Linked DNA regions of Homo sapiens: all the other regions are linked to region 1. A link is a loop called in an ENCODE intact Hi-C map of the cell type or tissue named here. Cell type or tissue: heart right ventricle. All regions are shown on one strand.

What was found. Hi-C counts contacts between places; a loop is a spot of excess contacts. Peaks named below come from ENCODE experiments on the same cell type or tissue, not always from the same donor. Only the 100,000 strongest peaks of a DNase experiment are listed, where the experiment ranks them.
Region 2: a loop joins it to region 1, with 2.8 times the contacts of the local background. A loop is called at or near these places in 18 of 110 quality-filtered maps.
Region 3: it touches region 1 in a loop (2.4-fold over the local background); 3 of 110 quality-filtered maps call a loop at or near these places.
Region 4: a loop joins it to region 1, with 5 times the contacts of the local background. A loop is called at or near these places in 18 of 110 quality-filtered maps.

Annotation. Positions count from the first base shown.
Region 1 is chr7:71,234,451-71,242,450 of GRCh38, forward strand. The region is part of intron 1 of GALNT17 (polypeptide N-acetylgalactosaminyltransferase 17); the gene reads left to right. Among named protein-coding and RNA genes, the nearest start is that of MIR3914-2, 69 kb to the right of the region's middle. RefSeq lists an enhancer at 4,627-5,127. In heart right ventricle, a CTCF peak has its summit at 3,682; DNase peaks (open chromatin) are centred at 2,224 and 3,685; H3K27ac peaks cover 5,938 bases.
Region 2 is chr7:71,720,585-71,728,584 of GRCh38, forward strand. No RefSeq gene overlaps it. Among named protein-coding and RNA genes, the nearest start is that of MIR3914-1, 420 kb to the left of the region's middle. In heart right ventricle, no CTCF peak of the experiment used is centred here; no DNase peak of the experiment used is centred here; H3K27me3 peaks cover 592 bases.
Region 3 is chr7:71,630,483-71,638,482 of GRCh38, forward strand. All of the region lies in intron 6 of GALNT17 (polypeptide N-acetylgalactosaminyltransferase 17), which reads left to right. Among named protein-coding and RNA genes, the nearest start is that of MIR3914-1, 330 kb to the left of the region's middle. In heart right ventricle, no CTCF peak of the experiment used is centred here; no DNase peak of the experiment used is centred here; H3K27ac peaks cover 1,821 bases.
Region 4 is chr7:71,730,188-71,738,187 of GRCh38, forward strand. No RefSeq gene overlaps it. Among named protein-coding and RNA genes, the nearest start is that of MIR3914-1, 430 kb to the left of the region's middle. RefSeq lists an enhancer at 3,076-3,265. In heart right ventricle, CTCF peaks have their summits at 3,272 (motif pointing left), 3,485 and 5,963 (motif pointing left); DNase peaks (open chromatin) are centred at 3,254 and 5,964; H3K4me3 peaks cover 435 bases; H3K27me3 peaks cover 318 bases.

The DNA of each region.
Region 1 (8,000 bases):
ACAGGGTTTCACTGTGTTGCCCAGGCTGGTCTTGAACTGCTGAGCTCAGGTGATCAGCCCACTTCGGCCTCCCAAAGTGTTAAGATTAGAGATGTGAGCCACCGCTCCCGACCCATTGCATTTAACCTTGAAGTACAAACCAAGGAGGAGGGAAGGGGTAGGGTGAATGGAGGGAAACTAAACTGCACCCACTACAAACTGAGCTGCCTGTCCTGGAACAGAGCTTGCTTTCATCCGTGGTCATAATGAACCATGTTGACATGGAACTTTCTAGCAAGATAAACCACAGTGCTGAACCAGATGCGTTATTTCCACTGTTCAAGCAGGTTTCCATATTAGGGATGCTGACTCCTGAATTTGGGGACTGGAGATTTGTTCTGTGTTGCCAGGTGGCCTGGGTGTCTAAGTGCCTTTTTGTACCTTGTCTCCTCCTGCATAGTGACTGTTGGGTCTCCTGCCTATGCAGAGGACGCTGGAGGTTTGATTTTGATCTTAAGGATAAAAAGTTCGGTCTGTTCAGCGGGGCGCGGTGGCTCATGCCTGTAATCCTAGCACTTTGGGAGGCTGAGGCGGGCAGATTGCCTGAGCTCAGGAGTTTGAGACCAGCCTGGGCAACACAGTGAAACTCTGTCTCTACTAAAATACAAAAAATCAGCTGGGTGTGGCATCGTGCGCCTGTAGTCCCAGCTACTCGGGAGGCTGAGGCAGGAGAATCACTTGAACCCGGGAGGCAGAGGTTGCAGTGAGCCAAGATTGCGCCATTGCACTCCAGCCTGGGTGACAGAGCAACACTCCATCTCGGAAAAAAAAAAAAAAAATTTGGTCTGTTCGTTTTAGGTGTTGCCCGTGGTTGAGAATCAGACCCTCTGCCCAGGGTTTGTGACTTTATTGCACAGAAGGCTGCATCACCCGCAACCGTCATCTTAATACTGCCACCGAATTTCATTTTGCTGTTTTTGTTTGCGAAGGACCTGGAGTGACTCGGATAGAATTACTGCTGGAATAAATGACGTATGAAATGAGAAATCTTTGTCCAGTGTTGCAAGGGGGAGGGAGAGAAGAAAAGAAAGGCTTTGATGGAACCGCTGTTGTACAGAATTAGTTTCCATAAGACCAGAAAATACAGAAGAACAAAATAAAACGTCATCAGATATTTTTCTCCAGATTTACTGAAAAGTCAGGCTTTTATCAATCTCCCAGCACCGCATTCAGGCTCCCAGTGATGGAAAGTAATGGGTCTTGCACCAAACGAAAGCAAACTTCTATTTAGTCTAGCCTGTGGCCTGGGTTCCCCCAGCTCCAGCACCGGGAAGCATGAGGAAGGGGGTGCCCTTCTCCTCAAGCTCCACTCCTTCTTCATGGGGACAAGCTCCACTCCTTCTTCCTTCCATCTGGTTCCCAGTGTCCTTGGATTTGCATCTCCTGTGCCATTTAAAAGTCTGCTCTTGGTCAGGCACAGTGGCTTACGCCTTTAATCCCAGCACTTTGGCATGCTGAGGCGGGTGGATCACCTGAGGTCAGGAGTTCGAGACCAGGCTAACCAACATGGTAGAAACCCTGTCTCTGTTAAAAACACAAAAATTAGCCGGGCGTGGTGGCAGGCACCTGTAATCCCAGCTACTTGGGAGGCTAAAGCAGGAGAATTGCTTGAACCCAGGAGGTGGAGGTTGCAGTGAGCTGAGATCGCGCCACTGCACTTCAGCCTGGGTAGACAGAGTGAGACTCTGTCTCAAAAAAATTAAATAAAAAAAAAAATAAAAATCTACTCTCTTAGGAAAAGAGCTGACAAACTCACTTACACTGAGGTGTAAGGGGCGGCTGAGGGCTTCATTGCTACCCTATCTCAGGGTATTTTAATTTTCAATGGTGTAAAACTGAGCTCCAAAGACCAAACTGAAACTTGCTGCACCAGAAAGCAAACTGCTTTGTCAAGGCCACTGGCTGTAGGTTTCAGCAATACCATTGTCCTCACAGCCTCACTGTTGGACGGGCCTAGTCTCCTGCTTAGGGCGTTTTTCTCCAGGGCTCTGCAAACTACACATCCTGGGTGCCTGCATAATTGGCTGCCTATAGGGGTGCCTTGTTATCTTTTTCTATAAGATGGGGAATACATTGCTTTGCCTTAGACTTGCTGTCATCTGTCCCACCTGGGAGGGACGGGCTGGTGTTCCCTCTGCTGCCAAACACTCCTGGATCGCAGGATGCAACCTCCAGGCTGTGTGCTGATGCAACCGAACAATAGCAACAAGAACCAGAAACATGGAATCCAGGCCAGCCCTCGGCGGGGGCACCTGCCCTTGACCTCCCTCGCAGCACTTCTGCGGGGTGTTTACAAAAACTGCACCTGCTCTAATAGCTGATGGTCGTGCTGGGAGAAAATAATAATCTAAGCCATTAGAGAGAGAGAAGAAAAGAAAGCCAGGACGGGGAAGGGAATGATCCATCCTCTGCTCTATTTTTGTCTGTGCTCCACGCTCACTGAGTGTCCTTGAGGGAGATGCCTAAGTTCTTTGTCTTGGTTTGTTACTGCCCTGGCAAAATCTCATGCATCGCCTGCCAGAACACCCAGGGAATCTCGTGGCTCCCTGACAATGCACAAACACGCTGCCACATTCTTTTTTGGGGGTCCAGAGAGTGGGAGGTAGGGTCAAAAACCACGGGAGTGGAACTGAAATACCCCCATTCATCCAATCATAGGCAGATCGCCTCCTTCTTTAAATTGCCTTTGAAAAATAGCTTTATTGTCTCCGTATGTAATGCAAGTAGGCATTCCCCCGGCAAGTTCGGGGGAGTAGCTGACATTTGTTGACTGTTTACTGTAGGTGTGAACTTTATATGCACCATTTCACTTGATCCCCATTTTCAAGATGAGAGAATTGGGGCTCAGAGGGGTGTAGTCATTTGCCTGGGACGGAACAGGAAGATGTCTGGAATAAGGGCCAGCCCTGGGTAGATGTGGTGGCTCATGCTTGTAATCCCAGCGCTTTGGGAGGCCAAGGCAGATCGCTTGAGGCCAGGAGTCTGAGACCAACTTGGCCAACATAGTAAGATCCCATCTCTGAAAAAAAAAAAAAAAAAAAAAGAAAAAACAGGGCATAATTGTGTACGCCTGTAGTCCCAGCTACTCAGGAGGCTGACATGGGAGGACTGCTTGAGCCCAGGAGCTTGAGGCTACTGCGAGTTATAATCAGGCTATGGCACTCCAGCATGGGTGACAGAGTGATACCCTTTCTCAAAAACCAAACAAACAAACAAGTAAACGGAAAATAGCCAGCCCCAGCACAGAGCTTAGCACACAGCCAGGGGCTTAATAAATAATTAGTGGCTAAATAAGAGTTTTGGAACTTTTTGGGGATGTTTTCCCATCACCCCACTGCCTCTTAATGCCTCAGTTTACTCACTTTTCAAATAGGAGTGTGGACTGGTGGACTAGATCTTTGTGTGTGATGGGGATGCGTTAGGGGGCACCCGTTTCTATCCTTGCTGAGTTTGAAATCACTTGAGAAATAAACACGGGAATCTGACCAATGGAGTGAAAAATATCCACTTTATTTATTGAGAGAAGCTGTGCTTAAGGGCGTGGCTTAGATCCATGGCCACAGTGAGTCTCCCACTAATCCACTCCACTATTTAATGTATTCAGCAAACAGAGCCAGAGCTGGGCAGCTCCCCTGTGGCACAGAGCACATTCCATAAGGCAGAGGGCAGAGCAGCCACACTCTCTCTCTGAGCAGGCAGAACTGTAGGAGAGAGCCCCAGAGGAACTGAGCCAAGAGCAGTTACTTTCTTTTGCAGTATTTCAGGCATGGAGGGGACTCTGGTTCCAGGGTGGGAGGCAGGGAAGGTGAGGGGTTGGGAAAGAGGTCTCTCCCAGAAGCCTTTCACATTTGCATCTAGCTGCATTCGGAATTTATTTATTTATTTAGAGAGACATGGTCTCACTCTGTCTCCCAGGCTGGAGTGCAGTGGTGTGACCATAACTCACTGCACCCTTCAACTTATGGGCTCAAGTGATCCTCCTGCCTCAGCCTCCCAAAGTGTTGGGGTTACAGGCATGAGCCATCACCCCACTGCACCTGGTCTGTGTTCAGTATTTATTATAAATGATGGGCTAAATATTGAAAGGTGGGGAAATGAAGGTCTCGCCAGCCCTGTGAATGACTGGGATTCTGTGTGTGTTCTGGCTTCCAAGTGGGATAATGAAATGGTGCCTCTCTCTGTGTGCGGTTAAACACCCATTCATACCACAAGGAGGTTGTAGTCAGCAGCCTGTCTGGTGGCCCCGTGGGGGTCTCCAGCATTTATACCCTTGTTAATCCTCTCCCCTGGAATGTGGGTGGGACCTATTGACTCATTCTAATAACTACAATGCAGCAGAGACCATGTGTGCCACTTCTGAAATTAGGTTATAATAAGACTGTGGCTTCTATCTTAGGGTGTGCCCTCTCTCCGTCTCTCATGTCACTCACCTGGGAGAACTCAGCTGCCACACCGTGAGGTCCCCTTGTAGATAAGCCACATGGCAAGGGCTTGAGGCCTGTCAGCAACCGTGTGAGTGAATCTGGAGGAGAATTCCCCCTTGTCCCCAGTCAAGCCTAGAGATGAGCCTGCAGCCCCAGCCGACAGTCCCATTGCAATCTAATGAGACACCTTGAGTCAGAGGCACCAAGCTATGCTATGCCCAAATTTCCCACCCATAGAAACTCTGGGATAGTAAATATTGTTTGGGCTGGGCACAGTGGCTCATGCCTATAATTCCAATGCTTTGGGAGGCTGAGGTGGGAGGATTACTTAGGGCCAGGAGTTCAAGACCAGCCTTGGCAACATGGTGAGACCCTGTCTGTACCCCCCCCCAAAAAAAAATAAATAAAAATTAGCTGGGCATGGTGGTACATGCCTGTAGTCCCAGCTACCTGGGGACTGAGGCAAAAGGATCACTTGAGCCCAGGAATTCAAGGCTGCAGTGAGCTATGATTGTGCTACTGCACCCCAGCCTAGACAACAGAGAGACACCCTGTCTTGAAAAAGAAATAAATAAATGAAATAAAAAAATACTGTGTTCATGACTCAGTTGGGGTAATTTGTTATGCAGCAAGAGAGATCTAATGTCAAAGCCCTTTCTCTTTTCTTCTGAGAGGTTCCTGCATGACAGCAGTATCTAGAAGGGCCAGTGATGCTTTAACCCCAAGGCTTCTGATTTCACGAAGCAGGGCTGGATCTCTGAAACGGCACAGCTGAGCAGAGCTTGGGATTGTTTTTCACTCCAGGCCCCAAAGTAGGGACACAGACAAGCTGGGACATGTGACGAGGCTCTGGAAAACAGGTTTAAAAATAACTTTACTAGCTCACACTCTGAAATTTAAGCCATCCATTTAGGAAATGCTGAGTGTGGCTAGAAAAATGAGTTTTACATTGTTATTCTTCAAGAATAAAGTGATAAGTGACTTCAGAGTAAGGGGAAGTGGTTGTTTGCAGAGCTTATTAAAAATAAGCTGTCATTTCTGTCCTATATTACATTTGAGTCACTGGGAGTTAAAACTCAGTTTTCTTACATTTGGGTGTTTTAAGAGACTTTGGACATATTGAAATAAAAGAATGCCTCACAGTTACACAGAAGTGACATTTCCCACGTTTTCCCTTAGAGGGTGGAACGTTAAAAGCTTGCCTAACTCTTTTGGATCCTTACCTAGTAGCTACTTCACAGCCTGGGGAGAAGACAGAAGTAGACAGAGATGCATGCCTGTCTCAGCCGAGACCGGAGAATTGTCAATTGTATTTAGATGAGATATAATCTCAGATATCAAATGTATTTTTTCGTTGTTTTTAATTTCAGTTTTTATTTTGGATTCAAGGGGTACATGTGCAGGTTTGTTACAACGGTTTATTGCATGATGCTGAGGTTTGGGCTTCAGGTGAACTCATCACCTAGGTAGCACAGTATCCAGTAGGTAGTTTTTCAACACTCACTTCCCTTCTTGTCTCCCTCTATTTGGAGTCCCCAGTGTCTGTTGTTCTCACCTGTTAAGTCCATAGGTACCCATTGTTTAGATCCCACTTATAAGTGAGAACATGCAGTATTTGGTTTTCTGTGTCTGCATTAATTCTCTTAAGATAATGGCCTCCAGCTGCATCCAGGTTGCCGCAAAGGCCATGGTTTTGTTCTTTTTTATGCCTGTCTAGTATTCCATGGCGTATACGTACCATATTTTCTTTTTTCTTTTTTTCCTTTTTTTTGAGATGGAGTCTCGCTGTCGCCCAGGCTGGAGTGCAGTGGTGCGATCTCGGCTCACTGCAGGCTCCGCCCCCCGGGTTCACGCCATTCTCCTGCCTCAGCCTCCCGAGTTGCTGGGACTACAGGCGCCCGCCACCTCGCCTGGCTAATTTTTTGTATTTTTAGTAGAGACGGAGTTTCACCGTGTTAGCCAGGATGGTCTCGATCTCCTGACCTCGTGATCCGCCTGCCTCTTCCTCCCAAAGTGCTGGGATTACAGGTGTGAGCCACTCGTACTACATTTTCTTTATCCAGTCCACTGTTGATGGGCACCTAGGTTGATTCCATGTCTTTGATATTGGGAATGGAAATGGCAGCATTTTGGGGATCAGATAGTTCTGTTGCTCTGGCTCTGAGCTTGCTGTGTTTATGATGATGTTCTCTGTAAGTTCTTTGAAAGTGGCTTGTTTTGCCATCATACTTGGAATATTCTAAAGTTAAAAATTTTCAAGGAGACGAATGCCCTTGGATTACTTGATACCTTTCTCACTCTTTCTCTCCTCCCTGGTTTGGCGGATCTGGTAAGGGCCCTGATGGTAGAGTTGTTTGGGTAAGTAAGCTCCCTGGGGATAAACATCAACTTCTGTTGTATCCTTCCCCCTTTGTGAAAAAGATTGCTGTTTGTCCACTTCACCCTCCCTAGAGATAGGCTTTTTAGCTGGACATGTGGCCACCCAGAGAAGAATGATACTTCCCAGCTTCTCTTGCATTGTGGTCGCCTGGAGGTGAGTAGATCCTTTCCTCTAAGGAGATATAAACCAAAGAACAGGGATGTGAACCAAAGTGCCACGTTCCATTTCCAATTTTGCTCTTAAAGGCAAGGAGCATGCTTTACTCTTCCCTTTCCTCTTAGTCTGTTTGTGTTGCCATAAAGGAATACCTGAGGCTGGGTGCAGTGTCTCATGCCTGTAATCCCAGCATTTTGAGAGGCTGAGGCAGGAGGATTGCTTGAAGCCAGGAGTTCCCAACCAGCTTGGACAACATAGGGAGACCTTGTCTGTACAAAAAATTTAAAAAATTAGCCAGGTATGGTGATGTGAACCTGTAGTCCCAGCAGCTTGGGAGGCTGAGGCAGGAGGATTGCTTGAGCCCAGGAGTTCTAGGCTGCAGTGAGCCATGATCACGCCCCTGCACCCCTGCCTAGGTGACAGGATGAGACCTTATCCCAAAAAAAAGAATACCCGAGGGTTGGTAATTTACAAAGCAAAGAGGCTTATTTGGCTCATGGTTCTGCAGATTGTACAAGAAGCATGGTGCCAGCATCTGCTTGTGGTGAGGACCTCAGGAAACTTCCACTCATGGCTGAAGAGGAAGGGCAGCCTGCATGTCACATGTTGAGAGGGAGCAAGAGAGAGAGAGAAGGTGGTGCCAGACCCTTTTAAACAACCAGCTTTCTTGTGAACTAGTGGAGCAAGAACTTGCTCAATTCAATGAGGAGGGCACCAAGCCATTCATGAGGGATCTGTCTCCAAAACCCAAACACCTTCCACTTGGCCCACCTCTGCCATTAGGGATCACATTTCTTTTTTTTTTTTTTTCTTTTTCTTTTTCTTTTTTTTTTTTTTTGAGACAGAGTCTCACTCTGTCGCCCAGGCTGGAGTGCAGTGGCGCCATCTCAGCTCACTGCAAACTCCGCCTCCTGGGTTCACGCATTCTCCTGCTTCAGCCTCCCGAGTAGCTGGGACTACAGGCGCCTACCACCACGCCCGGCTAATTTTTTGTATTTTTA
Region 2 (8,000 bases), 490 kb after region 1:
TTTTTTACTATAGTGTTTCTCAAATATGTGTAAACATAAAATGGCTTCTACTCATAGGTCTGTTGCAGCTATAATATAAGAATAAATTTACAAGTCGATATGAACAAACCAACAAAGTAGATAAAATTTCAGTTAACAGTATTCATTTAACCTGGTGGCACTGTCACTCACCGAAATGGAATCGTTGCTGCTTCAGATGTGAATGTGGAACCAACTGAACCAGCAGAGGTTCTTCTGTGCCTCATGATAACCTGATTCTCCCTCTAGTTTCCTGTACTCTGGAGTATTTTGGAAATGTTTACTCACCATTCATTTACCCCATATTTATTGAGCACCTACCGTCTCTCTAGGGTGTAGTAAATTAGTAAGCAAAGAGGATAGAAATCCTGCTCTCTGGGAATTTATATTCTAGCAGCTTTCCTGAGCAACAAACACATTTCTATTAAAATCTCCACCCTCGGCCAGGTGCAGTGGCTCATGCTTGTAATCCTAGCACTTTGGGAGGCCAAGGTGAGTGGATCACCTGAGGTCAGGAGTTCAAGACCAGCCTGGGCAACATGGTGAAACCCCATTTCTACTAAAAATACAAAAGTTAGCTGGGCGTGATGGTGAGGACCTGTAATCTCAGCTACTTGGAAGGCTGAGGCGGAGGTTGCAATGAACCGAGACTGTGCCACTGCACTCCAGCCTGGCCTGGGCAACAAGAAGGAAACTCCGTCTTGACAAAACAACAATAACAAAAAAAAAACCACCACTCTCTTCTTGCTTTTACACCACTCTCTTCTTCTTTTTATGACAATTCCCGTAGAACAACTTAGCCCCAGGGCTGTTGGCACACAAACACATGAACTAAAGCCACGTTCAGTACTCATCTGGGCCATCCAGGTAATGCAGAAGATGCTCATATTAATTTTTTTTTTAGAGACAGGGTCTCACTCTGTCTTCCAGGCTGGAGGGCAGTGGCATGATCTAAGCTCACTGCAACCTCTGCCTCCTGGGTTCAAGCGATTCTCCTGCCTCAGCCTCCTGAGTAGCTGGGGCTACAGGTGTGTGCCACCACACCTGGCTAATTTTTGTATTTTTAATAGAGATGGGGTTTCACCATGTTGGCCAGGCTGGTCTTAAACTCCTGACTGCAAGTGAATGGCCCATCTCGGCCTCCCAAAGTGCTGGGATTACAGGGGTGAGCTACTGCACCTGACCTAATTTTCCGATAATCACCAAAATAAAGACAAAAAAACTTTGAAAATCTTACAGACATCTTGTACATGCGAAAGTCAGAGGCTGCCTAGATGCCTGCAAATCCCTAGTTGGAGAAGCACAGGTTGAGTCACTTTCCATTACACACACGTCCTTTTATCTTGTTGAGAAGTTTGATAAGGAGGTGCTACCAACAAACCAACTGCAGCTCTTATCTCTAAGAGAAAAAATTACCCACAGAGTGGGTGTTTCTAACTCTTGCTTTTCTTCCTATCTTACCTTGTGGGGAAAAGAACTGTCTTAGTCCATTTGAGTTGCTGTTATGGAAAACCTGAGGCTGGGTGCTTTTATAAAGAAGTGAGGTTTATTTGGCTTATGGTTCTGCTGGCTGCATAAGAAGCATGGTGCCAGCATCTGGTCTGGTTAAGGCTGTGGGCTGCTTCCACTCATGGGGGAAGGTGAAGGGGAGCTGATGTGTGCAGAGATCACCTTGTGAGAGAGAGAGAAGGCAAGAGACAGAGGAGGAGGTTCTAGGCTCTTTTAAACCACCAGCTCTCACAGGAATAAATACAGCAAGAACTCACTCATTACCCAAGCTAGGACCAAAACACCTCCCAACCAGGCTCCACCTCCAACTCTGGGGATCACATTTCAACATGAGATTTGGAGGAGGCAAATATCCAGACTGTATCAAGAATAAAATCTCACAGTTTGTTGGGTAGGACATTGGAAAGCATGGTCAGAGTGAGGTATAGGGATACTTGGTGGACTTCATCTATATCGATTGTACTAATCTTTTTCCTGAATACATAGTTCATTGGTAGCTAATATTATATCTGCTCCTCCAGTCCTGAGAGTGTGGGCTCTCCTTCACTGTGCCACTTGGAAAGGCAGAAAAAGGTAAAGCTTTTGGTGGGACAGTTGCAATAGGCCCTGGGCAACAGCATGAGCTTTGGGTATTGAGATTTCTACAGAGGCCTGCGGCACAGCCACTGGTTAGTTATGAAGCGGAGCACTTGTAATCCCACCATGAAGATAAAAAAAGGAAGATATAGGCTGCTCAGTTTTTCAGTTATTCCCCAGGCATTTTGCCCTTGAAAATACACAAAGAATGAAATCTCCAGTCCTAGCCCAAGGCACCAAACCAAACTTCTGGTGCCAGAGGCTACACCTCTTGATTTCTCTGCTTCGATACAAGATGCAACCTCTTTGATTCAGAATTTGTGATACTTGAGTTTAACATATGCCTAAACATTTGCTCATATAAATAAGGCTCAGAAAATGAAAAATTTTTTTAAAAAGCTATTTACCTGTGTGTCTTCTCAGTGCTTCAGAGGCCTCCCTTGGGATGGATCCTATCTGTCTGCTATTTGTACCCACTTCATTGAAGAGTGTTCTCCGCCTGGGGCTCATGTGGGAACTAGAGGAAAGTTCCAGTTCAGGTGTACCCTGAGACTGCGCTGATATTACCACTGTTTTATAATTCAAATTCCCTTTGCCCCCAAAAGCTCAGACCCAACCTACTATAAATGTGCCCAAATTAATGGGGTTCTAAGTACTTATCAAAGCCATTACCATAATTATTTTATTTTATTTTATTTTTCAGAGATGGGGTCTTGCTCTGTTGCCCAGGCTAGAATGCAATGGCACAATCATAGCTCACTGCAGCCTTGAACTGCTGGGATCAAGCAATCCTCCTGCCTTAGTCTTTGGAGCAGCTGGGACTACAGACACACACCACCATGCCTGAATAATTTTTAAATTTTTCGTAGAGACAGGGTCTTACCGTGCTGTCCAGATTGGTCTTGAACTCCTGGCTTCAAGCCATCCTCCTGCCTCAGCCTCCCAAAGTGTTGGGATTACAGGCATGAGCCGCCACGCCCAACCTCACAATTCATTTAGAGGGTAGAATCTGGCACTGGCCCCTGGAAAGAAGCTGTTTTTCTTTCTGGAGAGTTTGCGTGAGGTTCTAATCGGTAACCAGCCGAAGGCACAGTGACAAAGCAAAGGAAACCTGCAAGAGGTTGGGAAGAAAGAAAACCAGAGACTCCTGATTCCCATCCGCCCTGCCAGCCTCCAGAGACTGAGGCAGGAGGATCGCCTGAGCCCAGGAGGTCAAGGCTGCAGTGAGCTATGATCACACCACTGTACTCCAGCCTGGGCCCCAGAGCAACACCCTGTGGATTAGTCTGTTCTCACACTGTTATGAAGAACCTGTATGCAACCATCCATGACGACCCTCCGTGCTCTTCCGAGCTCCCCCAGTGCATGTGACAATATCCCAGAGGTGTCATCCAAACTCGTGCCTTACTCTTGACTGCTGTGAGATAAGTATGAGTGATAACAGCTTCCTGGAAGAAAGCCCCTCGATCTTTACGGAGGACATAGCCACTGCTTTCCATTGGTGTCTTGGGAAGAACTTGCTGTTGTGTTATTGTTTTGCTTTGTTTTAAGATATCTGCTTTTTAAAAGAATTTCCCAGAGGGGTGAAGAAGTTGAGCACCAGAGACCAGATGGGGAAGGTGACTATTTCTCTCAAATACAGGGAAGGCTTTTGGTTTTGTTTGGGATTGTTTTGTTTGTTTTGTTTTTATTGCTTTCCCTGGATTTATCTTGTGGGTATGCTGATTTATCAGGCTGCTGTTAACTGCATTGCCTGGGGATATTTTCTGATAGGGTAGATTCAAGCATGGTGCCCAGTGAGGAGGGCAGAAAAGGATAATTGTCACTGTTAACCATAAGTACCACCATGATTTGAGCACTTCCTATGTGCCAGGCACTATGCAAAGGGTTTTTTGTTTTTGTTTTTTTTAAACAGAGTTTTGCTCTGTCACCCAGGCTGGAGTGCAGTGGTGTGATCTCGGCTCACTGCAACCTCTGCCTCCCAGGTTCAAGCGATTCTCCTGCCTCAGCCTCCTGAGTACCTGGGACTAACAGGCGCGTGCCACCACACCTGGCTAATTTTTTTTTTTTTTTTTTTTTGTATTTTTAGTAGAGAGGGGGTTTCACCATGTTGGCTTGGATGGTCTCCATCCCTTGACCTTGTGATCCACCTGCCTCAGCCTCCCAAACTTCTGGGATTACAGGCATGAGCCACCACACCCGGCCTGCATAGTTTTTTATAAGCACCTTCTCTTTTCATCCTCCCAGCAAGCTTATGGGCAGGTGCTATCATTTTCTCTTTATAGATGGGAACACTGAAACTCAGGGAGATTAATAACCTGTCTCAATATCACATAGTCTGTACCTGGCAGGTTTGGGTTTCAGACCTCAGTCTATCTCACTCAGATCTCTTGTTCTGGGCTGGGCATGGTGGCTCATGCCTGTCATCCCAGCACTTTGGGAGGCCAAGGCAAAAAGGTCAGTTGAGGCCAGGAGTTCAAGACCAGCCTGGGCAACATAGCAAGACCCTGTCTTTACCTTAAAGAAAAATCTCTTGTTCGGTACCACTAGGCTATACTGCCTGCCATGTGACTTTGCTTTGCTGTCCCTGTTCTAACATGAAAACCTTAGATGAGAGAGGAGGAGGGGAGTGAGGATCTGCAGGAATATGTCTAGATACATTGCTGTGGACCCTTAAATGCTAAAGGAGCAGAGATTCATTGGTGTGTGTGTGTGTGTGTGTGTGTGTGTGTGCGCGCGCGCGCGCGTGCGCGCACATGCACTCAGGCCCTGGGAGGAGCTTCATTCCAAAGGAAAAAACAACTGCTTTACAACAGCCAAGTGCTGTCTCAACCTCCAACCTCCTGTCACACTTCTGCGTCTGTCTTTCACCTTAAAGTGCCAACAAATGTGCACTTTAAGGATTCTCAAAGAGTGACGAGTTCTCCCTGAAATAGCTCAGAGAGTCCTCCGTAGGCTGAGAAAATAGTCTGACTCACGTGAGATTAAAAAGTTTTTTGGTAAATTGCAAAATAATTAAGAAGTTCATTCAAGAAAAAATGATAGTTCAGGTAAGTAATAATGGAAATAAAATAGCATCAATAATCCTACCACCCGGAGAGATTTAAACTACGGTTTTACGTCATTCTGAACCTCCTTTCCCGCTAAGACTTGCGTGTAGATGCATACAACCTCATATACATACATGATACGCAACAGGGTCAGGACACAATTACCTTTAATGGAATAACTTTGAGTTCCTGCATTTTCGTCATCAAAACCAGCTGTACTAGGCCGGGCGCGGTGGCTCACGCCTGTAATCCCAGTACTTTGGGAGGCTGAGGTGGGCGGATCACGAGTTCAGGAGATGGAGACTATCCTGGCTAACACGGTGAAACCCATCTCTACTAAAAATACAAAAAATTAGCCAGGCGTGGTGGCGGGGGCCTGTAGTCCCAGCAACTCGGGAGGCTGAGGCAGGAGAATGGTGTGAACCCAGGAGGCGGAGCTTGCAGTGGGCAGAGATCGTGCCACTGCACTCCAGCCTGGGCGACAGAGCAAGACTCCGTCTCAAAAAATAATAATAATAATAAATAAATAAACCAGCTGTACTAATGCAAACTAGAGGAGCTAGGGCTGAGCGAGCATCTGATATAAAATGAGATAGGCTTTATTTAAGTTGCATCAATGAGTCAGCAGTTTCCATAAGAAGCCTATGGGGTCTTAGGGTAGAAAATCCAGGATAAAGTCCTGGTGTGTGGCTCATGCGTGTAGTTCTAGCACCTTTAGAGGCCAGGGTGGGAGGACCACTTGAGGCCAGGAGTTTGAGACCAGGAGTTTGAGGCAACATAGCAAGACCCTTTCTCTACAAAAAATTTAAAAATTACCCAGGCATGGTGGCGAATGCCATATAGTCCCAGGTACTGCAGAGACTGAGGCAGGAGGATTGCTTGAGCCCAGGAGTTCAAGGCTACAATGAGCTATGATCACACTACTACACTCCAGCCTGGGCAACAGAGCAAGACCCTGTGTGTTAGTCCATTCTCACACTGCTGTAAAGAACTACTCGAGACTGGGTAGTTTATGAAGAAAAGATATTGACTCACAGATGCACCTACAGGAAGCTTGGTTGGGAGGCCTCAGGAAACTTACAATCACGGTGGAAGGTGAAGGAAAAGCAGGCACGTCTTTCCATGACTGGAGCAGGAAAGAGAGAGAGACAGTGAAGGGGGAAGTGCCACACACTTTTAAACAACCAGATCTCGTCAGAACTCACTCAGTATCATGAGAACAGCAAGGGGGAAATCCGCCCCCATGATCCAATCACCTCCCACCTGCTTCTTCCCCCAACATTGAGAATTACAATTCAACATGGGATTTGGGTGGGGACACAGAGCCAAACCATACCACTCTGCCTCAAAAATAAGAAGAAGAAAAGAAAACCCAGGAGGCACCTTGAAGTCCACTCAAAGGAGAACAGCTGGGGTGTTAATGAGCCTGGAAGTCACATCTTAACAATGAAGAAATCAAGAACCAAGTGCGTTGGGCTGGGGGGAATCTGACTTGGGCAGATCATCATCAGTGCCTTGAACAATCAGTGGGCCATGGTGGGGGTGTGTGTGCAGACGAGAACATCATTGGGAGATATGAATTTGTTCTTTATGACCTAGAGAATGGGAGTGGGACCAAATGGATGGAAGCCAGGCGATGGTTTTGACTCAATGAAAGAACCTGTTTTCTAACAGAGCCATGCTCCCAAAGCTGGGATGGAGGTTTCAGGAGGGAGGGAGCCCTGTGTGCCTGGAGAGGTTCAAGCCTTGACTGCTACTGCTAGTCCCATGCCTATGTGACCCCACTGTTCTTAGGTGACCCTTCTGACAGCTCCCTGTCCCAGCATCCAAGTGCTGATAAGAATGTGAGCTGTGTGCTCAGGTGACAGAAATGAGTGTCCAAGAGCCTTCTTTTCAAGGAGATGTGCACAGCAGCTGGGAGATGAAAGCTGTATTTGTTACATGTCACTTGTAGAGAGGAGAACCAGACTTGACAGTTCAAAGTTTATTTAACTGGATGACTCTCAAAGGGGAAAAGAAAACACACTATTTATTTTAAAAAAATACTTAATATTTAATCATGGGCAAATTCAAATGTGCCTTCCCAAGTCTTTTGTTTCAAGAAAATGCAACAGGCGTATTTTAGGTCTAGCAGACGGAGAAGAAATGATCATAGACTCTTGGCTGTTTCAAAATTTCTTCTTGAGAAGAAGCAAATCTCATATATAGAAGATTTCCAAATAAATTATGTAGTTACTTTATGTAAAGGAGGGGAAACACAGCTCTTCACTCCTTAAGTGTGGGCTGTACATAGTGGCTTTCTTCCTAAGAATGCCCTATGAAAAGGTAGAAAAAAAGGTTTACCGCGGAGAAAGCTGACAAACGCTGTGTTAGCCGGGTGATCAAAGTCAGCATCAGCTGTCAAAAATCTTGTCCATAACATGTCCCATTGATGCGATGTGATGAAAATTGTACTTCCCCTCTGCAATCTTCCTCCCCAAAATCCATAACTACAGTTCAATCATGAGAGAAACATCAGACAAATTACAATACAGGGGCACCCTACAAAATATCCGACCAGTACTCCTTAAAACATCAAGGTCATTAAAAACAAGAAAAGCTTGAGAAAAATGTCACCTCTTAGCCAAGAGGCACCTATGGAGACGTGACAAATAAATGTCATGTAGTATCCTGAATGGGATTTGGAACTGAAAAAAAGGATATGAGGATTCACGAAAATCTGAACAAGCAATAGGCTTCAGTTAATAACGATGTATCATTCAGCTTGGCAAACATGGTGAAACCCTGTCTCTACTAAACATGCAAAAATTAGCTGGGCGTGGTGGCATGTGCCTGTAATCCCAGCTA
Region 3 (8,000 bases), 400 kb after region 1:
GGACCCTAATGAGTTTCACCGGGTAGCTATGGTGGCCAAGGACACTCAGAACCGGAATTTCATTGATGCTTGTTAGGATTGATACCCATTTAGTGGACAATCTCATCAATGTTTGCATGGAATGTAAAAATCAGCCAGCAAATGGAAACATACCCAGAGAGGCAGCTGGTGTAATTGGCCCTCACAAACACATGAGAAGTGCTCTTCTAAAAATACCAGGGCACCTCATACTGAAAGGCAGGCCAGAGACTGAATTCAGCAAGAGCTGAAAACAGCCAGGACAAAGTGTTTGGATCTTCCAGTGCAATCCGGAAATCATGGAGCTTGATATTGAGGACCCAAGGGAGAAGTGCCATTTCAGATTTAAAGAAAATAAGCAAATTTGAGATAGGCCACGTCGTTAGAATACTACCCAAGAATAGTATGTGTTGATGCTGATAAATTAGGGTACAGGTACTTCAATTCGTTTATTCATTCAGTTGTTCAATGAGCACTTACTGGGTACCAGGCCCTATTCTGGCCCTGGGAATGCAGGAAGGAACAGAACAGATACAATTCCTGCCTGTTGCAGTGGACAATGAGCAAATAAATACATAATTTGGAGAAAGGAGAGAGAGATTGGAAGGGAGAGGGGAGATTGTTTTGCATTCTGTAGCCAGGGAACATTGTGGTGTAAGGAAGTGTTTAAGTAGTAAATCTTTTATTTTTATTTTTACTTTTTTTTTTTTTCTTGAGACAATTGCCCTGTTGCCCAGGCTGGAGTGCAGTGGTATGATCATAGCTCACTGTAGCCTCAACCTCCTGGGCTCAAGCGATCCTCCCATTTCTACCTCCTGAGTAGCTGGTACTGATGGACATGCATGACCACACCCAGCTAATTTTTAATATTTTGTAGAGAGGTCTCACTATGTTGCCCAGGCTGGTCTGGAATTCCTGGGCTTCAGCTATCATCCCTTATTGGCCTCCCAAAGCACTGGGATTAGGTGTGAGCCACCATGCCCAGACTCAGTAGTAAATCTGAATGAAGTAAGGGAACAAGTCTTGTGGGCTTCTGGAGGAAGAATATTCCATGTGGGAAGGATGGGAAATTCAACAGCCCTTCAACAAGAACAAGCTTGGTCCAGTTGAGGAAGAGCAAGGAGGCCACTGTGGCCGGAGTGGCATCAGCAAAGGTGAGAGTGAGAGGAGATAAGGGAAGGAAGGAGGAGGATGAACCATTTGCCGTCATGTAGATCTTGGTGTGTACTCTGAGTAGAATGGGAGCCATGGGAGGGTTTTGAGCTGAGGTGCAATATTGGGATGGTTAATTTCATAGGTAAATTTCACTGGTCGCAGGGTGCCCGGATTAAATATTAATTCTGCACGTGTCTGTGCTGGTGTTTTCAGAAGAGATTAGCATTTGAATGGGTTAACTCGCCCAGCTGAGTTATTCTTTTTTTGTGTGTGTAGAGACAGGGGTCTTGCTCTGTTGCCCAGGCTGGTCTCAAACTCCTGGCCTCAAGCAATTCTCTGGCCTTGTTCACCCAAAATGCTGGGATGACAGGTGTGAGCCACTGCATCCAGCCCTTTAAAGAAGGCTTTAAAGGACCTGAAGATGTTTAGTCTAAAAAAAAAAAGAAAAAGAAAAAAGACTGGGGCTGAGAGAGCCCTTTCTTCAGATACCTGAAAAGATGCTCTTACAAGGACCATTAAGGCTCAAGATAAGGAACAGCCTTGTGTCCGGCCAAGCTTTTCCACTGTGGAGCAGGCTGCTTTTCCACTGTGAGCTTTTGTCCCTGGAAGCAAGGCCCTGGGGGACCACCTGCCGGGTGCCGGGAGCACTGGGATCTGCCTGCCCTATTTCAGGTTGTCCATGCATGCATTCATTCCTGTGATATGGATGGGATTCCCATTGCCCGGTGTTGGGGTTCGAATATTACACAAGATCCAGCCCTAGCCCTCAAAGAAAGGAGAAGGCAGTAGGTGCTCTGATGGGGTGAGAGTGTCCATGAGGGGCCCTGTTCTGACTTGGGTGAGTAGAGTGATATCTACGACCAAGCTCAAAAGCACAAGCACTTTCAGCCGAGCTGAATACATCTAATGCATCTGTGGGTCTGTGTGTGTTGGGGACAAGGATGAGGAGAGAATCTGGGACCACGCTAGACATGGATGGAAAATACAACCAGAATGTAGCAAGTGAGAAGGGCTGGTGGAAACTCCTTCTCTCAGGGCCCAGACCAGGGGGAGGATTGTGAGCCCGGGGAACCTGTCTTTATTTCAACTTCTGACATTTTGCTCACCGTGGATTTTCTGCATGATTTTTGATTTATTAAACATTGCATCAAAATACTATTTATCTTGGCCAGGCATGGTGGTTCATGCCTGTAATCCCAGCAATTTGGGAGGCTGAGGTGGGTGAATCACTTGAGGCCAGGAGGTCGAGATCAGCATGGCCAACATAGCAAAACCCTGTCTCTACTAAAAATACAAAAACTAGCTGGGCATGGTGGCACACGCCTGTAATCCCAGCTACTTGGGAAGCTGAGGCATGAGAATCGCTTGAACCCGGGAGTGGGAGGTTGCAGTGAGCCGACATCGCACCACTGCACTCCAGCCTGGGCGACAGAGTGAGACTCTGTCTCAAAAAAAAAAAAAAAAAAAAAAGAAGGTTGATTATTGATTATTTAGTTCTAGGGGGTGCTTAAATGTGGTTCACAGAGAATGGCACTGGGAAGGTGTCAGTGAAGAAAACATAGTCCCTGCCATTCTCACTCGCCATGTCCCAGGCACAGCCCGGCTGTGGGTTGGGAAGGTTTCCCAATATGGAACACTCTAGTGCAATGTGGGGAGTTTGCATCATAAAATCATAGGATGGGGCTTCAAATCATGGCCTGCCTAACCTGACCCCCTGCAAAGGGGCAGACTGAGGCTACGCAGTTTGTCCTGGGGGCCGGGATAGCTCTCCTGTCGGCTGATGGCTTGGGGAGGATTCTCCCGAAGTCCTTATTCAGAAGCAAACTTCTTTTACCAGGCAGGGAGTGTTAAAGGGAAATGTGGCCGAGGAAATGAATGCGGCTGTCAGTATTTACCGGCTCATTATTTATTTATTTATGTAGGGGATTTCTGTTCTCTCTGCTAATCTTCATATAACATGCCTCATTGCCCTCTGAGGGCCCCGAGAGGATCCTCGCAGCATTTGTAGGGTGGAATTTGTTCTTGAAGCTCTGTTTCTGGTTGCTCATTCCTTGCTTCCTTGCAAATACCAGAGAGGAAATGAGTCATCTCAGAGACAAGCCTCTCACTCATTCCTACCAGCTGCTGGCAAATCCAAGGCGTAATTGGCATTTGCAGGTAGGGTCCAAAGGAAAAAGCACATTTTTTTGCTTTCAGTTTGAAGTCATGTGCTCAGCGACATCAAGCATTGAGAAGGGAGCCAGCCCCGGGCAAGGCAGAGACAAAGGGGGTTGGGGAGCTTGGGTGGAGGGCCCAAGGGCCCAGCCCATGCCCACACACATGGTGTGACTGGCCTCCTGTCTATTAAACTCTCTCTACTACAATACTGTGGTCTTTCTTTATGCAGTGGGCAGGAAGAACCCCTCGGGCAGTGACATCTCTCAAATATTGTACATTGTATTCGACAGGTAATCTTGCAACCCTCAGCCCCCTCCTTCCCTCCCCCTTTTTGGAGTCTCCAGTGTCTATTACTTCCATCTTTCTGTCCATGTGCAATTGGTAGAATTTAGACCTCCTAAGGGCCGTGTGGAGCCACTGAAGATGGGGAGTGCCATGGTCAGATTTGCACTTTTGGGGGGTCCGTTTGTTGACAAAAAGAGTCAAACTCTGTAAAATATTTGAAGAGATTTATTCTGAGCCGAATGTGAGTGACCATCGCCTGGGACACAGCCCTCAGGAAGTCCTGGGAACTTGTGCCCAAGGTGGTTGGGGCGCAGCTTGGTTTTATGCATTTTAGGGAGACATGAGACATCAATCAAATACATTTAAGAAATATAAGCCAGGCACGGTGGCTCACGCCTGTAATCCCAGAACTTCGGGAGGCTGAGGCGGGCAGATCACCTGAGGTCAGGACCTCGAGACCAGCCTGACCAACATGGTAAAACTCCGTCTCTATTAAAAATACAGAAATTAGCCATGTGTGGTGGCCAGTACCTGTAGTCCCAGCTGCACAGGAGGCTGAGCCAGGAGAATTGCTTGAACCTGGGAGGCGGAGGTTGCAGTGAGCCGAGATGGTACTACTGCACTCCAGCCTGGGCGACGGAGCGAGACTCCATCTCAAAAAAAAAAAAAAAGAAAAAAGAAAAAGAAAAAAAGAAATACATTGGTTTGGTCCAGAAAGGCTGGACAACTCGAAGCAGGGGGTTTCCAGCTTATAGGTCGATTAAAAATTTTGCTGATTGACAATTGGCTGAGTTTATCTGAAGACCTGGGATCCATAAAAAGGAATGCCAGCCGGGCATGGTGACTCACGCTTGTAATCCCAGCACTTTGGGAGGCTGAGGCGGGTGGATCATGAGGTCAGGAGTTCAAGACCAGCCTGGCCAACACAGTGAAACCCCGTCTCTACTAAAAGTACATAAATTAGCTGGGCATGGTGGCAGGCGCCTGTAATCCCAGCTACTCAGGAGGCTGAGGCAGGAGAATTGCTTGAACCCGGGAGGCAGAGGTTGCAGTGAGCCGAGATCTCGCTACTGCACTCCAGCCTGGGTGACAGAGTGAGACTCCGTCTCAAAAAAAAAAAAAAAAAGAGGAATGCCCAGGTTCAGATAAACGATTATGGAGACCGAAGTTCTTATTTGCAGAGGAAGCTTTTAGGTACTAGGCTTTAGAGAAAAGAGGTTGTAAAATGTTTCTTACTAGACTTAAAGTCTGTATTGATGTTAATGCTGGAGAGATATCATGAGGCCTGTCTGACCCCCACTTCCCATCATGGCCTGAAACAGTCTCTCGGGTTAAATTTTAAAATAGCCGTGGCTAAGGAGGAAGTACATTCGGATGGTTGAGGGGCCTTAGAATTTCATTTTTGTTTACACATTATATTTGTATGTATTTATGGGGTACATGGGAAATTTTGTTACCTGCATAGAATGTGTAATTGTTACCAGAAAGGGGTCCTGATCCAGACCCCAAGAGAAGGTTCTTGGATCTCATGAAAGAAAGAATTCAGGGCGAGTCCATAGAGTAAAGTGAAAGCAAGTTTATTAAAGGAATAAAGAATGGTTACTCCATAGGCAGGGCTGCTGGTTGCCCATTTTTATGGTTATTTCTTGATGATATGCTAAACAAGAGGTGGATTATTCATGCCTCCCCTTTTTAGACCATATAGGGTAACTTCCTGACGTTGCCATGGCATTTGTAAACTGTCATGGCGCTGGTGGGAGTGTAGCAGTGAGGACGACCAGAGGTCACTCTCGTCACCATCTTGGTTTTGGTGTGTTTTGGCCAGCTTCTTTACTGCAGCCTGTTTTATCAGCAAGGTCTTCATGACCTGTATCTTGTGCCAACCTCCTGTCTCATCCTGTGACTAAGAATGCCTCAACCTCCTGGGAAGGCAGCCCAGTGGGTCTCAGCCTTATTTTACCCAGCCCCTATTCAAGATGGAGTCACTCTGGTTCAAACGCCTCTGACATAATGATCAAGTCAGGCCATTTGGGGTATATCCATCATCTGAGTATTTATCTTTTCTATGTATTGGGTACATTTCAAGTTCTTTCTTCTAGCTATTTTGAAATGTGCAATACATTGTTGTTCACTATACTCTGTGCTTTAAAATCTTGCTGCAGAAGAGATGTGGCTCATAGCTAGAAGCAGGGAGTGGGGGACACAGGGAGACTATTAGAACACTGCAGTTCTCTGGGGAAGATGGTGGACTTGGGAAGAGGCAGTGGGGACAGGTGGGATAGGCTCCCAAGGAAGGAGGATGGACAGATCCAACACATAGGGGAAGGGCCACATCTCCCCTGTAACAGGAGGGTAGGTGGGAATCTGGTTCAGGTGGAGGCAAACTGGTTTGGCAACAGAGGACTGAGTGACTTCCCACTGGGTGGTTTCCGTTTGCTCCAGTAAATAGCAGGCGACGTCATCAGCTGAAAGTGAGAAGTGGTTGGAGATCTGAGAACAGGGAAGACTGAAATAGCTGCAGTGAAGACCCAAGAAGGAGTTTTCCGGGTAGACTTAGCAGGCTTCTCTGGCTGTATCAAGTGACCAGTTTAGGTTTGAGGACATACATTGATAGTGACAACTCTGTGTGCCTGTACATTTTTCTCCAGTCTTATTCAGTCGTTGGGATATTGGTCCAGAAAATGCAGGTGGTTGGTTCAATCCCAGGTTGTGGTTTTGCCATGTGAGTGCAGTGATAGGTCAGTGGTACAAGAGGTAAAACAGTAAGAGGGTGTGGAAGTGATGGAGAACAGACTGTAAGCTGGGGACGAAAAGAAGAGAAATGCATAGCAAAAATAGAGGAGTAGTGTCTGCAGATGGCCAGGATTCAAATCCCAGCTCAACCTGGGATGGAGTCGGATGACTTAGAGCTATTTTTTCTTTAACTCTCTGTGCCTCAGTTTCTTCATCTGTAAAATGGGCAGCACAGTAGCACATAACTCATCATGTTATTACGTGATCGAATTAACAAGGAGTTAATAAATGTAAAGTGCTGAAAACACAGTTACATGCTAGCTCTCATTACTTTGTTGTTGTTATTATTTATTTTTATTTATTTATTTATTTTTGAGACAGAGTCTTGCTCTGTTGCCAGGCTGGAGTGCAGTGACGCGATCTCGGCTCACTGCAACCTCCATCTCCCAGGTTCAAGTGATTCCCCTGCCTCAGCCTCCCAAGTAGCTGGGACTACAGGCACAGCCACCATGTCCGGCTAATTTTTTGTATTTTAGTAGAGACAGGATTTCACCATGTTGGCCAGAATTTTTCTGGTCTTGATCTCCTGACCTCGTGATCCACCTGCCTCGGCCTCCCAAAGTGCTGGGATTACAGGCGTGAGCCACCGCACCTGGCCATTTTTTTTTTTTTTTAGCCATCAAGTAGCCTGAGGGCTTCCCTCCAAATAGGTTTAGTGGGAGTAAGTGAATGAGAGAACCAGAAGAACAGAAGCCTGAGGTCAGAGTGAGATGTCCCAAATGGGGCCAGGATGGAACCATGGGAACAGGGGCTTGCCAGGGAGGGTGAGGGTCAGTCGAGATAGGGAGTTTGGGACATAGCTCAGCACTGACTTGGTAGATGAGTCACAGGCTGGGATCTCCTGTACGCTGTCGCTGTGCTCAGCCAGCATGTCAGACCATCTGCTCCATCTGGTGAAGTGAGCAGTGCTAATATTGCTGGAAAGGGGTCCCGATCCAGAGGCCAAGAGACGGTTCCTGGATCTTGCGCAAGAAAGAATTCAGGGCAAGCCATAGAGTTAAGTGAAAGCAAGTTTATTAAGAAAGTAAAGGGTTAAAAGGATGGCTACTCCATAGGCAGAGCAGTCCCAAAGGCTGCTGGTTGCCCATGTTTATGGTTATTTCTTGATGATATGCTAAACAAGAGGTGAGTTATTCATGAGTTTTCCAGGAAAGGAGTGGGCAATGCCCAGAACCGAGGGTTCCTCCCCTTTTTACACCATAGAGGGTAACTTCCTGACATTGCTGTGGCATTTGTAAACTGTTATGGCATTGGTGGGAGTGTCTTTTAGCATGCTAATGCATTATAATTAGCATATAGTGAGCCTTGAGGAAGACCAGAGGTCACTCTCATCACCATCTTGGTTTTGGTGGATCTTGGCCAGCTTCTTTACCGCAACTGTTTTATCTGCAAGGTCTTTATGACCTGTATCTTGTGCCAACCTCCTATCTCATCCTGTCACTAAGAACACCTAGCCTCCTGGGAATGCAGCCCAGTAGGTCTCAGCTTTATCTTACCCATCCCCTATTCAAGATGGAGTTGCTCTGGTTCAAATCCCTCTGACACTAATATCAAGTCTTAGAGTGGTAGATGAAGAAAAGAGGCTGTCCCTC
Region 4 (8,000 bases), 500 kb after region 1:
ACTCTGTCAAATCTACAGCCTGAGTAGAAGCAGGCCAGAGGAGAGAAGATTCTCCCAGGCTGTGGTTAGGCAGCATGAGGACACATGGGCCACGTACGAGATGAAAAAAGGATTGGGAGGCTGAGGTAGGTGGATCACAAGGTCAGGAGTTTGAGATCAGCCTGGGCAACATGGTGAAACCCCGTCTCTACTAAAAAAAATATAAAAAATTAGCCGGACATGGTGGCAGGTGCCTGTAATCCCAGCTACTTGGGAGGCTGAGGCAGGAGAATTGCTTGAACCCAGGAGGCGGAGGTTGCAGTGAGCCAAGATCGCACCATCGCACTCCAGCCCAGGCAACAGTGCGAGACTCCATCTCAAAAAAAAAAAAAGAAAAAGAAAAAGAAAAAGAAAAAGGAAAGAACTTCTCAGTAGACAAGTCCCTGACAATTTCAGTGTCAGGAGAGGTGACATGGAGACGAAGAACCTAGGTAGGGCCAGACTCCCTAGGGCCAATATATATTGAGTAGTTTGAGGCTAGGCCTATACTATGCATTCTAAGATTGGAGCCACCATCAGTAGATATAGCTCTCAATCTCCTTAGAAAGTAAGTGGAAACATGCGATATAATTTTCCCCAAGAGAGGCCAGGCACAGTGGCTCATGCCTGTAATCCCAGCACTTTGGGAGGCCTAGGTGGGCAGATCACTTGAGGTCAGGAGTTTGAGACCAGCCTGGCCAACATGGTGAAACCTTACCTCTACTAAAAATACAAAAAAATTAGCTGGGTGTGGTGATGTGCACCTATTATCTCAGCTACTTGGGAGACTGAGGCAGGAGAATCACTTGAACCTGGGAGGTGAAGGTTGCAGTGAGCCGAGATCTCACCACTGCACTCCAGCCTGGATGACACAGCAAGACTCCATCTCAAAAAAATATATAATAATAATAATAACTTTCCCCAAAAGAATGTGAGTAGATATCACAGGTAGCTCTTTGGGGCTGCGCTTTTGTGGGGTGACTTTGCCTTGACCACGCTCCCTTTCTCCTTCTGGGCTGGATGCAGAAAACAACAGGGCCTTAGGGGATGGTAGAGCCATAAGGGGGAAGGAATCTAAGTCCCTAAATATCTGAATGAAAGAGACCCTCCTCATTGACCTGAATACCAAACCAGGATTGTTTTGTTGAGCCATTTCATGTCTGGGGTTATTTGTTACTGCACTTTAGCCTGCTCTAGCTATAACACAACATCTTTTACATATTGTGTTAGTTATCTATTTCTGCATAATAAATTCTCCCAAAATCCAGTGACTTAAAACAACAGCATTTATCACCTCATAGTCTCTGGGGGTCATCTCCTGAAGGCAGCTTTGGGGAGTCCTTTGCTTCAGGGGCTCTCCCAGGCTGCAATTAAGATGTCGGGTACAGCTGGAGACATTTGAAAGCTCAACTGAGGGAAGATTCCTTTCCAAGATTCACGATTGTTGGGATGATTCAGTTGGCCTGAGACCCTCTGTTCTTTACTGGCTGTTGGCCAGAGGCCAGAGGCCTGAGTTCCTCACCATGTGGGCCTCTTTGTAGGGCAGCTCATGACAGTACAGTTTCATCAAAGCACGTGAGCAAGGAGCACCTTTGAGAAGAGCTGGCCCGACGGAAATCAATTTTGTGTAGCCAAATCTCAGAAGTGAAATCCCATACTTTTGCCATAATCTTTTTGCTAGAAGTGAGTCTCTCAGTTTGGCCCATCGCAAAGGGAGGGGATTATAGAGGGGTGTGAACAACAAGAGGCAGCCGTCGCTGGGAGCCATTTCAAAAGCTGTCTACAGGCAGGGCAGGACGACTCACGCCTGTAATCCCAGCACTCTGGGAGGCCAAGGTGGGCAGATTGCTTGAACTTAGGAGTTTGAGACCAGCCTGGACAACATAGTGAGACCTCGTCTCTACAAAAAATACAAAAAATTAGCCAGGTGTGGTGGCGTATGCCTGTGGTCCCAGCTACTCGGGAGGCTGAGGTTGGAGGACCGCTTGAGTCCAGGGAATCCAGGCTGCAGCGAACCATGATAGCACCACTGCAGTCCAGCCTGTGCGACAGAGCAAGACCATCTCAAAAAACAAACTAAAACAAATCAAAAACCCCACACTGTCTTCCACACATAGTAGTCTCACAAGACCCCTGTTTAGATACAAGATTTAATCTAATTTGGAGAGGCCCATTTAAACAAGGAAACAGACCCAGAGAGGTTCAGTACCTTATCCCAGGTGACTCGGGTCATTGGTGGTAGAAGGAGAATGTTCTGTGAGATGCTAGCACCTGTGGATTTGCACACCACCACCTACAATGCAGGCTGCATTGTGCCCTGTGGTGAGTCTGCCTGGAGGAGGAGTCACAAAAGGGCCTGCAGTATTTGACTATGGAAGCAATTATTAAAGAGGCTGCCCACCCACTGCAATCCCTGCGGATTCCCGGATTTCATGAGCTGCAGGGCTGGCCTCCAGCCTCAAAGAGCTGCAGGCCTAGGAGAAAATCATGAGTGTGTGTGTGTGTGTGTGTGTGTGTAACAGAGAGAGGGAGAGGGAAAAGGAGAAAGAGGCAGAAAGGGACAGGAGAGATGAAAAGAGATAAAGAGATACAGAGAAACAAGTACAGAGTGACAGGGAGAAATAAATAAGGAATTAGAAAAATAGAGACAAGAGAGAAATATTTACAGAGAAAGCCAAAGAGAGTGGAAGGAAGGGAGGAAGGAAGGAAAGATAAAAGAGGGAAAGAAGGATAAAAAGAAAGAAAAGGGAGAAGGAGAAAGAAAAGGAAGGAGAGAGGAAAGTAGGAAGGAAAGAGGGAAGAAAAATGAAGGAGGGAAGGAGGGAGGGAGGGAGCAAGGGAAGGAGGGAGGGAAGGAGCAAGGGAAGGAGGGAGGGAGGGAGCAAGGGAAGGAGGGAGGGAGGGAGGGAGAGGGAGACACAGGGAGTGCCAGTCTTGCAAGGGAGGGGTGCGGGCTGGCTCTCCCAGCACCTGCAGGCGCAGCGCCCCCGCTGGAAATCTGAACTGCATTCTGGTCGTGGCTTCCCCCTAATGTCCTACCTAACCTGTTGAAGGGAATGCAAATTTTAAGGTATACAGCGACAGCAAGCTGTGAAGCGGCCTAGGCTGCCCAAGGCTAGGTCTGGCCGGGTGTTTGGAGCACCCGCAGGCCCCCCGAGGAGGGAGGCGCCCTGAGCAGGTGTCTGCTCCTTGGACGTCCCGCGCGGGAGCTCAGCTGGGAAGCCGGGCTCTGAAGACCGATGCTCTAGCGCCCCCTGCTGGCGCCTGGCCTTGATTCCGCTGCTTCCTTTCCCCTGAAATGAAGGAAAGCAGGAGGGTTGTGAGGCTTCATTGATTTCTCCCCGGCGGAGCAGCGATGCGGATGGGGATGAGGGGTGGTCAGAGGAGACCAGAGCTAGCGAACACGTTCCCTTCTATGACCTGGCCTGTGCTGCGACGCATGGTACCAGCCCTGGGTTGGCCTTGTACCTCCAGGCATTTGGGGGCCTTCCAGAGGCAGGAGGACGGCTTGAAACCAGGAGTTCCAGATCAGCCTGGGCAACATAGCAAGACCCCATCTCTAAAAAAAAAAAAAAAAAAAAAAAAGAATTATCTGGACATGTTGGCCCACCTGTGGTCCCAGCTACCTAGGAGGCTGAAGTGAAAAAATGCATCACTGTAAAAAAAAATCTAGAGTTTAAGACTGTGAAATGTTATTAGTCCTTTCTCACACTGCTATAAAGATATTACCCAAGAGGTGGGAGGATCACTTGAGCCCAGGAGTTCGAGGTTGCTGTGAGCTATGATGGCACCACTGCACTCCAGCCTGTGAGACAAAGTGAGAACTTGTATCTTTTCAAAAAAAAGAAAGAAAGAAAATAAATAAATAATGTATACTTTATTAGAACTATATGTACTTTTGATTAATGCATTAAATAGACCATAAGTGATGGGTCTACTCGCTATAATTTCAAAGTTGTATGAGCATCAATGTTATTACAAGATTTCTGCAGCACCTATAATTTGACAAAAAATCTGTGATTTCTGTTGGTGACAAAAGGTCAGGTTCTGTTTTGTCTACAGTGGTTTGTTGTTTACATTCATAATTAAAGGAAATGTTATCTTTCATTTAGAGGTAAACGAAACAAAGGGAATAATTTTCCCATCCAAGCTCATAGATTCCCTGAATCCTACACATGAAGCCCTGATGAGTCCCATGAACTTGTTAAGCTGCAGAGGGCTGGGCACCATGGCTCATGCCTATAATCCCAGAGCTTTGGGAGACCAAGGTGAGAGGATCACATGAGGCCAGGAGTTCGAGACCAGCCTGGGCAACATAGCGAGACCTCATCTCTATTTTTATTTTTATTTTTATTTTTATTTTTATTTTTAGAGACGGAATCTCACTCTGTCTCCCAGGCTGGAGTGCAGTAGTGCGACCTCGGCTCACTGCAGCCTCCGCCTCCCGGGTGCAAGTGATTCTCCTACCTCAGCCTCCTGAGTAGCTGGGATTACAGGTGTGCGCCACCATGCCTGGCTAACTTTTGAATTTTTAGTAGAGATGGGGTTTCACCACATTGGTCAGGCTGGTCTCAAACTCCTGACCTTGTGATCCACCCGCCTCGGCCTCCCAAAGTGCTGGGATTATAGGTGTGAGCCACCGTGCCTGGCCTTTATTTTTAAAAAATAAATAAAATTTTAAAAATAAAAGAAGCCGCCGAGGTAGCGTTCTTGCTCACATCTTACCTTGCTAGGGCACAGCAAGATGTCAGACACCATCCTCAGAGGTGAAACCCCCAAAAGTATTAAAGGCAGGTAGCAATTCAAAGTATGGATCCCCTGGTCACTAAGAATAGTAACAGTAATCCATTTTTAAAGAATAGCAACCAAAATGCCTTACATGCTGGATACCATGCAAGGGACTTTATCTCATTCCATCTGTCCACCCCAGACCTCTTAACTATCCCAGGTAACCTGACGATATCCCAGGCTCATTTCCTGGGTTATCACAGCCACCTTTCATACCTGGGTCCCTGGAGGGGGCTCAGGTCAGAAGAGGGTATGAGAGCCTGTTTGTCACCTAGGATGTGCTCCAGAGTGATTCAGCCACGCCCTGGCGAAATCTCTGCAGGGGGTTTTCTAGACTCTGTCCTGATAACAGAACCCTCCCATTTTGTCTTTGCTTTCAGCTTTCTTGATTCTAAGCTTCAAATTTTGCCATATACTGGGTCAAAGGTACGTACCTGTAATCCCAACACTTTGGGAGGCTGAGGTGGGAGGATCACTTGAGGCCAGGCATTCAAGACCAGCTTGGGCAACATAGCAAGATTCCATCTCTACAAAAATAAAAAAATTAGCCGGGCATAGTGGTGTACACTTGCAGTCCCAGCTACTCTGGAGGCTGAGGTGGGAGGATGGCTTGAGCCCAGGAGTTCGAGGCTGCAGTGAGCTAGGATTGCACCAACGCACTGTAACCTGGGCAACAGAGTGAGACTCTGTCTCAGTAAGTAAATAAATAAAATAAAATAAACGCCCACCTCTGTGGTCATATCCTTCAGATACAACAGATCAAGTCTTTGGGTTGCAGAGCAAGGATCAACTCTTGTGGCTATCACGAGAGCGCTGAGGTCATGAGCCATCCAGGAGCTGGTTAACTCTGCCCATCAGGACACTCAAGCAAAGGCCAATCCTGGTGGCCCACATCCCAAAGGCAAGCATGAGCAGGGAAACCCTAATCTGCATACAATCGCTTTTACGACAGGGCTGTGTGCTTCAGCAAAACTCTAAGTTTAAATATGGCATTCAGGGCCCCATGAACACCATAGAGAGAAATCCAGAGACAAGCCACTGAGTAGAGGAGATTTGTGCATTAAAATCTTCTTGCCACCAAGGTCCTGCCTGGGTCTCTGACGGTTTCCCATCGCCTAGGTTTCTGAAGCAAGCACTGCAGCAGTGCCATCTAGTGGGCAAAAGGCAAAGTGTCACAACTGAGAGGATCCTCCAAGAGGAAACAGAAGTTGTGGAATTCAGGGGCAAGGACACGGTTGACCTAGACTCAGCTTGACTGGACTTTAGATGGGCTTCTTGACTCTCACCCCGACCTCCCTTCTCTTCTACCATTAACTTGAAGAAACACTGCCAGGCATGGGGGGTGCGTACCTGTAGTCCCAGCTATTCAGGAGGCTGAGGCGATGAGGCAGGAGGATCGCTTGAGCCCAGCAACCACAGATGACCCAATCACAGAAAAAAACATTTGCAAACTCTGGAACAACTCAATGTACTTGGCACATCCCACCAAGCAACCTTACCCCAACATCCTCCAGGACTTTTGCACTAGGGCACCCCAGTGCTTATGCTTAGAAGCCCTCCAGCCCATGGTGTCAGCAGAGTCGGGGTTAGCTTCCCCTATCATCTTGAATAACATCTTCCTTACTGGCGTAACTCTGACTCATGCAAATTCTCTTCAACATAGCTTTTCTGAGCACCCACCCTAGAGTGAGGTCCACTCCCACACCCTCAGGATGCTTCAGAAGCAACAGAGCTCCCCTTCTCCTATTCATAAGATAGACATTCTGCCTATAGCCCCTGCTCTCCCAGGCTACCCCCGCCTCCCCCCGCCTCCCCCCACTCAGGCCCATGGTACAGAAGTCAGAAGTTTACAAAGTCAGGAACACAGCTGCCCTGGGAGAAGGTTTCATTGCCTAGGTTCTCACTGATTTTTTTTCCCCTTTTCTTTTTGAAGCTTTCTTCTGGCCAAGCGTGTTGGTTCATGCCTGTAATCCCAGCACTTTGGGAGGCTGAGGCGGGTGGATCACCTGGGGTCAGGAGTTTGAGATCAGCCTGACCAACACAGTGAAACCCCATCTCTACTAAAAATACAAAAATTGGCTGGGTGTGGTGGTGGGCACCTGTAATCCCAGCTAGCTAGGAGGCTGAGGCAGGAGAATTGCTTGAACCCAAAAGGCAGAGGTTGCAGTGAGCCAGAGATGGCGCCATTGCACTCTAGCGTGGATGACAGGAGTGAAACTCAATCTCAAAAAAACAAAAACAAAACAAAAAAACCTATCTTCTCTGTTATTCATGGGATTCCCGGTAAAAGGAGAGTAGTCAAGTGTTGAGGCCATTCCCGCATCAATGACTGTAAAGGTTTCTCAGTACACACAGAGGTTACTATTCTGAAATGCAGGCAGTAGTGTGTCCGGAATTGGTGGGTTCTTGGTCTCACTGACTTCAAGAATGAAGCCGCGGACCCTCGCGGTGAGTGTTACAGCTCTTAAGGTGGCGCGTCTGGAGTTTGTTCCTTCTGATGTTCAGATGTGTTCGGAGTTTCTTCCTTGGTCTCGCTGGCTCAGGAGTGAAGCTGCAGATCTTCGCGGTGAGTGTAACAGCTCATAAAAGCAGCGTGGACCCAAAGAGTGAACAGTAGCAAAATTTATTGCAAAGAGCAAAAGAACAAACACTCCCCACTATGGAAGACGACCCGAGGTGGTTGCCAATACTGGCTCGGGCAGCCAGCTTTTATTCTCTTATCTGGCCCCACCCACATCCTGCTGATTGGTAGAGCCGAGTGGCCTGTTTTGACAGGGCGCTGATTGGCGCGTTTACAATCCCTGAGCTAGATACAGAGTGCCGATTGGTGTATTTACAATCCCTGAGCTAGACATAAAGGTTCTCCAAGGCCCCACCAGAGCAGCTAGATACAGAGTGTTGATTGGTGCACTCACAAACCTTGAGCTAAACACAGGGTGCTGATTGGTGTGTTTACAATCCCTGAGCTAGACATAAAGGTTCTCCACGTCCCCACCAGACTCAGGAGCCCAGCTGGCTTCACCTAGTGGATCCCACACCAGGGCTGCAGGTAGAGCTGCCTGCCAGTCCCGGTGTCGTGCGCCCACACTCCTCAGCCCTTGGGCGGTAGATGGGACTGGGCGCCCTGGAGCAGGGGGCGGCGCTCGTCTGGGAGGCTCGGGCTGCACAGGAACCAACGGAGGCAGGGGAAGGCT